Regions from separate parts of the Homo sapiens genome. Here region 2 is linked to region 1. A link is a contact called in ENCODE Hi-C or POLR2A ChIA-PET data. All regions are on one chromosome and are shown on one strand. Each heading gives the region's core, a stretch centred on a gene start or an enhancer-like site at or near the end of the contact. The rest is flanking DNA. Distances are from core to core; before and after follow the strand shown. Region 1 holds the start of STARD13 (StAR related lipid transfer domain containing 13). Region 2 overlaps STARD13 (StAR related lipid transfer domain containing 13).

Region 1 (4,433 bases), core at 1,651-4,150:
AAATGAGGCTTCATTCTAAGTTGGCTTTTTTTTTTTAATTAGGGAATAAAAATTCCCTTTTTTTAAAAAAAAAAATGTAGGGCCAAGTGTGATTGGTCACGCCTGTAATCCTACCACTTTGGGAAGCTGAGGCAGGAGAAATGCTGGAAGCCAGGAGTTTGCCATCAGCTTAGGAAGCAAAGAGAGACCCCCATCTCTACAACTTTTTTTTTTTTAATTGGCCAGGTGTGATGGTGTGCACCTGGAGTCTCAGCTACTTGGGAGGCTGAGGCAAGAGAATCACTTGAGCCCAGGAGTTGGAGACTACAGTGAACTATGATTGCGCCACTGCAATCCAGCCTGGGAGACAGAGTGAGGCACCATCTTAAAAATAAATAAATAAATTCAATTCTTGCTCTTTATTGCTAAGATTATTTTAATGAAATATTATATGTAGTCATAAATACAAACTTATGATCTTAATGTTTTCAGAACCAGACACCCCAGCACTTTCAACACATTCATGACTATGCAAAAAGGAGACAATGTAAGTTTTATTGTCGTTGTTATTGTTTTATCTAGTAACCTCGCCTTGACACACTGCAATCCTTCTCAGGAAGAATCATTCCACTTGTTTTCATAATAGAATGCAGCCAAGTCAGCAATGAACTGCAAGGTTGGCATTGGAAATGGCCGGTCTATCTTTAAGTGCTCTCCAAAGCTATAAAAAGCTACGTATTTTTTCCTCACCTTTACCTTTTTACCTTTTCCTCACCTTTACTTGGTTTCCCAGAACATGTTCAATGTTCTCAAGTCCCATGCTCCCCTCTTCTTTCTCTCTCCACCCTCCTTCCATTCTCTTCCAGTAAAAAAGTGATAACCACCAAGTGTCTGCCTTGAACAAAAAGTTATGACACAGATGCTCCCAGTGTTGGACCATCAAGCCGAAAGCACGTGCACAAAGCAGCTGATGCAAGCACCTTAATTGGACGGCCACCGGTGCGGACTGAGCTGGGCTCATGAACCTTCCAGGCAGCCAACTTTGCAATATGGTGCTCGACCTTTCTCCATTCGAGCTTCTGCCGAGCAGTTCCTTAGGTCTCAGATCCCTTTCACCTTCCACAGACGATGCTATGGAACAGAAAAACTGCTGCTCAAATCCTAAATAAGAATGGAAAGTGCACAGTATGGCCCCATAGATCTTTCTTTCCCTTCCTGCCATGAAGCCAACCTGAAAACAAAGACATGATGACTCTTGTGTAACCACCCGAAGAGGCTGACAATTACCAACTACGTGAGGTAGTAGGCAATTGTCACATGCTGGGCTGCAGAGATCGTGCTTAACTTGTTTATTCTCATAGCGGGACAGTTATACAAGACGAGCTGCTTCTCAGAATCAGGCTAGCAACAATTCCCTCAGGGAAAGTTGTTAAGGCTTATGGGCCTCGGAGAGCCAGAGTAAGAAGAATCAAAGTCCTAATTTAAATCCTGTTAAACTTTTAATTTGGAAATAATGTAGAAATAATTTCTCATTATTAGACTATAAATTCCCAGCCAGGCTATGTTTCCGTCAGCCAAATGTAGAAGCAACTTGGTCATATACTTTTTGTATCAAAGAACTTTATTCTTTCAGCCCCAGGCTCAGAATTTGATAACATGTTTTCTGTGGACTTTTTCTCTTCACATCAAACAATGTTAAAGAAGAAAAACAGGGAAAATTATAATGACATATACATATATGTCACTCAGTGTGTGTATGTATATATATACACACATATATACACATATATATACACACATATATATATACACGTATATATATACACACACACTCAGATATGGCCAAACTGAATTACTAGCAGTTTGCTTAAACCATATACTCTGGTTCTGGATCTGCACACATGGGTACCTACAGTCTCTTGCAAAGCCCTCCCCAGCCTCTGCCTATCAGAATTCCCCCCATTTTAAAAAGCCTATCCAAATGTCTCTTTCTCTATCTGGCTTGCAATCATCACCCCAGTCAAAAATAATATTGCTCACCTAGCATTGTGTTTGCGTCCTTTTTGAGACATATATATGGCCTCATGTTAGAAGCTTTTGTATAACTTCTCAATGGGTCCTTAGCAGGTTGATGACAGTATCTTTGAAGTACCTTTGCAACTTCTGCAGTGATTCTTGTCTTAAATGATTCAGTGTCTTAAATGTGATAGGCACCTTCTAAGTATTTTACCTCTAGGTGATTAAAAATTGGGGAAGTAGAGAAATCAAAGAGGAAAGGATGCTTAATACGTAACGCGTGTGTACTTTGCCTCTCTGAGTCTTATCTGTAAGAGCCCTCCAATTCCCATCACGTGAGGGTCAGGATCTGTGGTGTATTCACTCCTGGTGTTAAAGCCCTTGAAGTTTATTTTTCACTGGAAAAGTTTTTATTTGAGTTGTTTCTTGATAATGAAGGTGGTGGCTTACGCTCAGCTGTTGATGCTTGTTTGAAGTAGTTTTTTTTTGTTGTGTTGTGTTTTTTAAATTTAAGAGATTTATCAGGTCCATCTTTTACCTGGCTGCTGCTGCCCTGTAGAAAGCGAAGGAGCTTTCTCTAACTTTGACAGGCTGAAAAGTTTCCTGAGCCCTGGACTTGTTTGTCTTCTACTTGTTTTGCCCTTCCCTCTCTCTTTTTCTTTCGACTCCTTTAGTGAGGGCTGCTTTTGGGTGCTTCGTCAGCTCTGAGGCACGTCAAATACGTGTATTTTGCTTTCAGCGTTGTGTGAGGGACCCTGGCGGCTGGAACTGCCTCTGGTCGGGGCTTAGGGCTGACTGCAAACGTTCCCATTTTCCTCTCTTCCTCTCATTGGTTCCCGAGGTCACGTGAGGGCCCCGGGGGTTGGAATTCTGAGTTGTGGCTTTGGCACTCCTCTTTCTTTTTAAAAATCGCTGGGTCTGTTGAGCTGTCCTGGGCTGGGTGCCTTGCTCTTTGACTGAGACTGGAGACAGACGGCAACAGCCACAGGCAGACTGAGGTGGCAATAGGAAATCTGCCGAGATGTTCAGTCAGGTGCCCAGGACCCCAGCCTCAGGCTGCTACTACCTAAATTCCATGACACCTGAGGGCCAGGAGATGTACTTGCGATTTGATCAGACTACAAGACGCTCTCCTTACAGGATGAGCCGGATTCTAGCACGCCATCAGCTAGTGACTAAAATTCAACAAGGTGAGTGGCCGGCAGTGGAAGGCTGTTGCTCATTCTGATTTCTGTTGGCTCTATTTCATGCTAACCCAGTTTTTTTTGTTTGTTTGTTTCCACTTTATAACATATGGATTTCTATGCCACACTACCCGTAACTTTGAAAAATAACTTTAGGCTGCAGTTTTCAGCAAACAGGACAGTCCTTAGCTGCCACATAGCTCAACATAAAGTGCACAAAAAACTTCACGGTGGGACAGTGAATCATAAATTCCCAAACTGACGTGTGTCTACAGAACAGATGAGAACTGTTACTCAGTGTGTATCTTAGGAGCTTTTCTGCAGTTTCCTCACACTCCGTCACATTTAAAATGTGGACACTTGTTTATTTCATTAGGGAGGAGGCGAGGGACTAATGTCCACCCTGCCCAGAGTATTTCGAATATCCTTAGTGAAGAGGAGGAAAGCAAGAATTCTGTTCTAAAGGCCACCAGGCTAAGCACTAGAATCGCATTCTCTTCCTGTTTGTATGTTTATGTCAGCAGTTGCCACAGATGTGTTAATATTGTTTTCCTGGTAGAGAATTAAGGTGTTCGTTCATCTCAAAACAAATCCCGTAACCTGCACACAAAACTCCAGCTTCCTAATGCAAAGAGAAGAGAATATTGATTATAAGCTGCTTGATATTCTTTTTATTCCCAGCCCCTCAAAATACCAGCCTGGAAGTCTGGACATTACTAAAATTTACCAGTCTCAAAAAAAAAAAAAATTTAAAACATGCTCCTTATAGGGTATATCAGTAGAAAGCAGAAAGACGAACATTCCTAAGAAGCCCCTAACACACACGTTTACAGTCAGTTAATGATCACCCTCCTCCTAGACTACAAAAAAGAAATTATTATATTGGTGCTAAATAAGTTAACCAGGAATTTTTAGAGCCGTTCCTAAGAAGCCCCTAACACACGTTGACAGTCAGTTAATGATCACCCTCCTCCTACACAACAAAAAAAGAAATTATTATATTGGTGCTAAATAAGTTAACCAGGAATTTTTAGAGCCATTATAAAAATACAGTTTCCACTTAAATAAATGAGTTTAAGATTATATTGAATATTAAAGAGGAAGTTGGGGTTTGTAATCATGAAAATCTTATTGTAATGTTTCCAGAAAGAACAATATGTATTCTAGCGGGCAGCATTTGATGAGATTGTTTCCTTGGAAATTAGGATTTGTTTGTAAAGGTTCAGGAACTAGTTATGTGTGAAGGATGCTGGT
Region 2 (4,640 bases), core at 1,523-4,022, 170 kb after region 1:
TACCACAAGGACCACCCTCAAGGGTAATGGCACTGAGAAGGGCCAGACATCCCCCATAACCTTAGGCTGCCTGGTTCTTCTTCTCCAAGCACAGCCTCCATTTCCATAAACCCCAAGATTATGGAACAGGTGACGCTGGGTCTCCACATGAAGTCAATAGCAGGCATCCTGCAAAGCAAGTCCTGGGAGATTTGTAGGAAAAAGGAAGATGTACAGGCTTCCCCTCGAGAAGCTGGCCCTCTAGGAATGAGGTCAGAGGTCCCACCAGCTCAACACCACTCCCGGTGAATTGTGCAGCACTGGCATCATGGCCTGGCTGGCAGGGGTGGAGAAACGCAAGGCGAGGCTACTGTTCCCTAACCCAGTGGTTTTCAAACCATGTCCCACGGAGCCTTGGGCATCCTGAGAGTGGCTTCCCAAGCTGTCTGTCAGGGAGGATGGGCAAGAGGGATGCCAGGTTGACAGAGTCCTAATCACCAACTTCACCCAGAAGCCTTCTGAAAGCAGGTGAGTGGGTTGATTGCTCAGAATACAGAAAACCAGGATGGTGGTGCCCCTTTCTAAACCCTGCTTGGCCATCGAGAGCGTGGGATCCAAAGTTCAATTGCAAGGGTTGGGACTCAGCTCTGCCTCCCATGAGCTGCGAGGCCTCAGCAATTACTGACTTCTTTGTGCCTTTCCTGCTGTTCTGGTTGTTTTTGTTGATGATGACTCTGGGTGCGTGTTCACACGAGGAATGTGGAGCTTACACAGTGCTTCCCAGCTGGCTCTTTCTATGTCTGCTCCTCCAATGACCTGGCATCCACTTTTCCTCAGATGTCTCCAAAGAGCAGCGGCTGCAGGCCGTGCAGGCTGCCATCCTGCTACTGGCCGATGAGAACAGGGAGGTCCTGCAGACGCTCTTGTGTTTCCTGAACGACGTCGTCAACTTGGTGGAAGAGAATCAGATGACGCCCATGAACCTGGCAGTGTGTCTGGCCCCCTCCCTCTTTCATCTTAATTTATTGAAGAAAGAAAGCTCTCCACGGTGGGTTTTTTTTCTCAGTAACAACAGTAATCCCAAAGCAGGCATTCCCACAGTTCATAAGACTGGATGGATGGATGGATGGATAGATAGATACGAATGGATATATTGGTAGACAGATTATAGATAGATAGGTAGGTAGATAGATCAACGATAGGTAGATGATAGATTGATAGATAGTTGATACATAGATGATAGATGACAGCTAAATAGATAGATGATAAATAGATGGTAGATGATAAAGAGAGATAAATAGATGATTGATAGGTAGATAATAGAGATAGATAATAGATTATAGATAGATAAAATGTGTCTCATGCTACATTTCAACTTCAGGATTTGTCAACACTCTTTTCATAATCAGAAAATCTTGTGAGACACCCTAATTCACGGGGCTCAGATTCATAGAATTATTGAGCTAGCATTGAAGAATGCCAGCTGTGATCCAGAAAGCTTGAGTTTTATGTTGTCTGTGTGAGTGAGGAGGAAAACATACACAAAGTAGTATTTTACAATTTTTAAAAGGCTATATTTAAGACCAAAGCACAGGAGCTTGCAGTTAAGGGGTTTCAAACTTTGGAAAAACAGATTAATTTTGTCCCCTGCTGTTCTTCCTGCCCTTTAGTTTTCCAAGATTTTTCCTTGTGAACTGTCAGACTGTTAGCCTGATTCAGATATCTAAGATATGTGATCATTGTTTTTATTTGGAAACGCAAAAGCCTGGGATCTGGATAGCATCTGGGTATAAACAGAAAACAAAAGGGATGAGTTTGGTATTGTGACAAGCTCGTTGGTGTGGGATCTGCTTAGCACACTCACGTTCAATTACAGAGTCATACAGAAGAAATATGCCACTGGGAAGCCAGATCAAAAGGACCTCAACGAGAATCTGGCAGCAGCTCAGGGGCTAGCGCACATGATCATGGAATGCGACAGACTTTTTGAGGTGAGCAAAAGGCTCGAACCTCCGCCTCCCTAGTAGCTCTTGGAACTAGATAAGACGCTTGGGATTGTTGCTACATTTATGGTTTCTATCTGTTTGTTCCTGATTTTATGACAATAGTATATGTTATAGCTCTGGTGTTTGCTTCCAAGAAAGCTGAGGAGCTAGCTATACAATTGAGGCTTTGATAAAGACACTTGGGATTACCATACTGATGGTTTTTATGCAAACAGTGCATCACCTGCCATTATCAGGTTCAAGGCCAGTCAGCCAATTATGTTCTATTTGATTTTACCTTGGAGCTTGATTAGGTTAAACATCTGTGTGAGTGTGTGTATGATACTGAGGAATCTTTGTTGCTAAGAACCAATGACAGCTTATGAATACAGCCACAGATATGTAAAAGAAGTAAGTGAACCAGACTTGTGGCATACTTTTGTGATAGAATTGGCATTTGTCAATGGGAAAAGTGTGCTAAAAAAGTAAAGCTATTCCCAAGTCATGTTTGATGTTTCCCTTCACAAGTCTGTCTGTTTTAAGTCTTATTCATAGTGGGTAAAGTTGTCTGAGCCCATATTTTGCCAAACTGAATAAAAAGACAGTAAAGGTAAAATAAAAGGGAAGTGAAAATAATAAAGGGGAAGTCATTGCAATGTTTTGAATAATAAATACAGCCTCAGAAACATGTTTGTATTTCCTGACTTTAGGAAGGCCCCTCCCGGCCTTGGCAATGATCTTAGAAAAACATCTCTGGCCGTGTGGCCCTCGGCCCGTGGCTCAGAGCCGGGTTGTGGGTGAAATGGCTTTGCTTTCTTTGAGTCTCGGCGTTTCTTTGGCTCAGTGTGTTGCCCTTTCATGCATCCGTTGGTCTAGGTTCCACACGAGTTGGTGGCCCAGTCTCGTAACTCGTATGTGGAGGCTGAGATCCACGTGCCAACCCTGGAAGAATTGGGGACACAGCTGGAGGAGAGTGGGGCAACTTTCCACACTTACCTGAACCATCTCATCCAGGGCCTCCAGAAAGAAGCCAAGGAGAAGTTCAAAGGATGGGTCACGTGCTCCAGCACGGACAATACAGATCTTGCTTTCAAAAAGGTAATCTCAGAGGATGGAAAAAGATCACCCCCAGAAAGCCACAGCTAACAATCAGACATTTGTTTTTGCATTGAAAACAGCTGCTGTGTCCACAGGGCTTGGCACACACGCGGACAGTTAAGGCACATGAACCATTCAAAGAACTCAGTCCAGAGATCTGTTGCCTATAATCAGAGAGTAAACTATGGAGCCGGACAGCTGGATCCCGGTCCTGTCTCTCCCCCGTAGCTGTGTGATGTTGGGCAAGTCACACACCTCTCTGTGCCTCAGTTTTCCCATTTGCAAAATGGACATTGTAAGAGTACCACTGTCGGAGGAAGGCTAATTTACAAACCAAATGGCTTAGAATAGTTCCTGGCACACAGTAACCACTAGGTGTGTTGGTGATTATTATTTTTATCATCATTATTATTCTTTTAAGCTTAAGGACTAAAATGTTACAGCTGAGGTATGTAGTATCACTCTCAATTTACATAATCAGTGATGGTTTTTGAACACCCAGCAAGGTATGATAGCAAAACTAAAAGCCCAAACAAAAAATGTTGGACCCATATCCCAGACAACCTCTTCAGCTTCTGACGTTGTCTTTCCCAAGGTGGGCGACGGGAACCCGCTGAAGCTGTGGAAGGCTTCTGTGGAGGTGGAAGCACCCCCCTCAGTGGTCCTGAACCGCGTGCTGAGAGAGCGCCACCTGTGGGACGAGGACTTTGTGCAGTGGAAGGTTGTGGAAACTCTAGACAGGCAAACAGAGATCTACCAGTATGTGCTGAACAGCATGGCTCCCCATCCTTCCAGAGACTTTGTGGTTCTCAGGTGAGCCTGACTCTAGGGTTTATGATGTTCTGTTCCAAAGGCAGGACGCGAACTGTAGATGTGAGCACTTCTCCTGGTGTCTCCCACCAAAGTCCAGCCTCCACGGGGAACACTAAGCCGGCTCTTGTTTCCCTCAGTGACATCTGAGTTTTCTGTGTCGATGCCCGACTTCCTGTGTCTTTTCACCCAGCCTACAGCTCTGCCTGGGCTCTCTGATTGCCCCTCTCCTTGTGGAGCACACAGTTTATTAGGCCATAAATATTATTCATTTCCTCAGAGCAGACGGCCCAGAAAAGCTGCTGTTTGTCCGGTTGCACTTTCTGCCAAATTATGCAAATGGATCTGACTGGCTTTTCTTCTGATTTTGTTTTTCTCCCCTGGGAAAGTGTGTGTAACTCTCAAGACTGGAGTAGGTTTGACTTCAGAACTCATCTGTATAACTTCAGATGCTCATAGCTATTACTATGCTCAGAAACCTTGGCACTGCCCTGGAGGTCCAGAAAATCTTGTTGATTCTGTGTCTGCCAAGGAAATATTTCTTCTGATTGATGTAAGGGTTGAGTTCCAGACCCCTGTTCTTGGGGTTTGGAAGGGGATGCTCAACCAATGATAGAAAGTTTGCACAGTAGAGATGCAGTGTTGCATCAGCCAGAACAGAAATTGAGGGTGCTAAAGAACCTGAATAGAAGGTAATTAGATCAATATATCCTTTTTTATTGAAAATCTTGGCAAGCCTTGTCTCATGTCACAGATCAGCAGTGTAAA

Evidence for each region. A loop is a pair of places that touch in the nucleus more often than their neighbours do. ChIA-PET counts read pairs that join two places held with the same protein, here RNA polymerase II (POLR2A). Pooled maps may share reads with other maps.
Region 2: a loop to region 1 is called in a pooled map, with 2.9 times the contacts of the local background. The contact joins the enhancer-like site here to the promoter of STARD13 in region 1. A Hi-C loop is called at or near these places in 1 of 37 single-sample maps with no recorded cell type and 5 of 50 pooled maps. POLR2A ChIA-PET finds 5 or more read pairs at or near these places in 3 of 52 experiments (MCF 10A, OCI-LY7 and PC-3).

What each region holds. Positions count from the first base shown.
Region 1 is chr13:33,284,222-33,288,654 of GRCh38, reverse strand. STARD13 (StAR related lipid transfer domain containing 13) reads left to right here and starts at 2,900. Exons shown (of 14, transcript NM_178006.4): 1 at 2,900-3,185. The coding sequence starts at 3,017. RefSeq lists enhancers at 2,598-2,727, 2,738-2,797.
Region 2 is chr13:33,109,108-33,113,747 of GRCh38, reverse strand. It overlaps STARD13 (StAR related lipid transfer domain containing 13), which reads left to right. Exons shown (of 14, transcript NM_178006.4): 9 at 817-1,027; 10 at 1,856-1,970; 11 at 2,841-3,062; 12 at 3,658-3,875. Among named protein-coding and RNA genes, the nearest start is that of KL, 95 kb to the right of the region's middle. RefSeq lists enhancers at 3,919-4,008, 4,109-4,168. Within about 2 kb of position 2,772, at least 19 of the 41 ENCODE cell types and tissues checked have a DNase peak (open chromatin) inside an H3K27ac peak, as active enhancers do.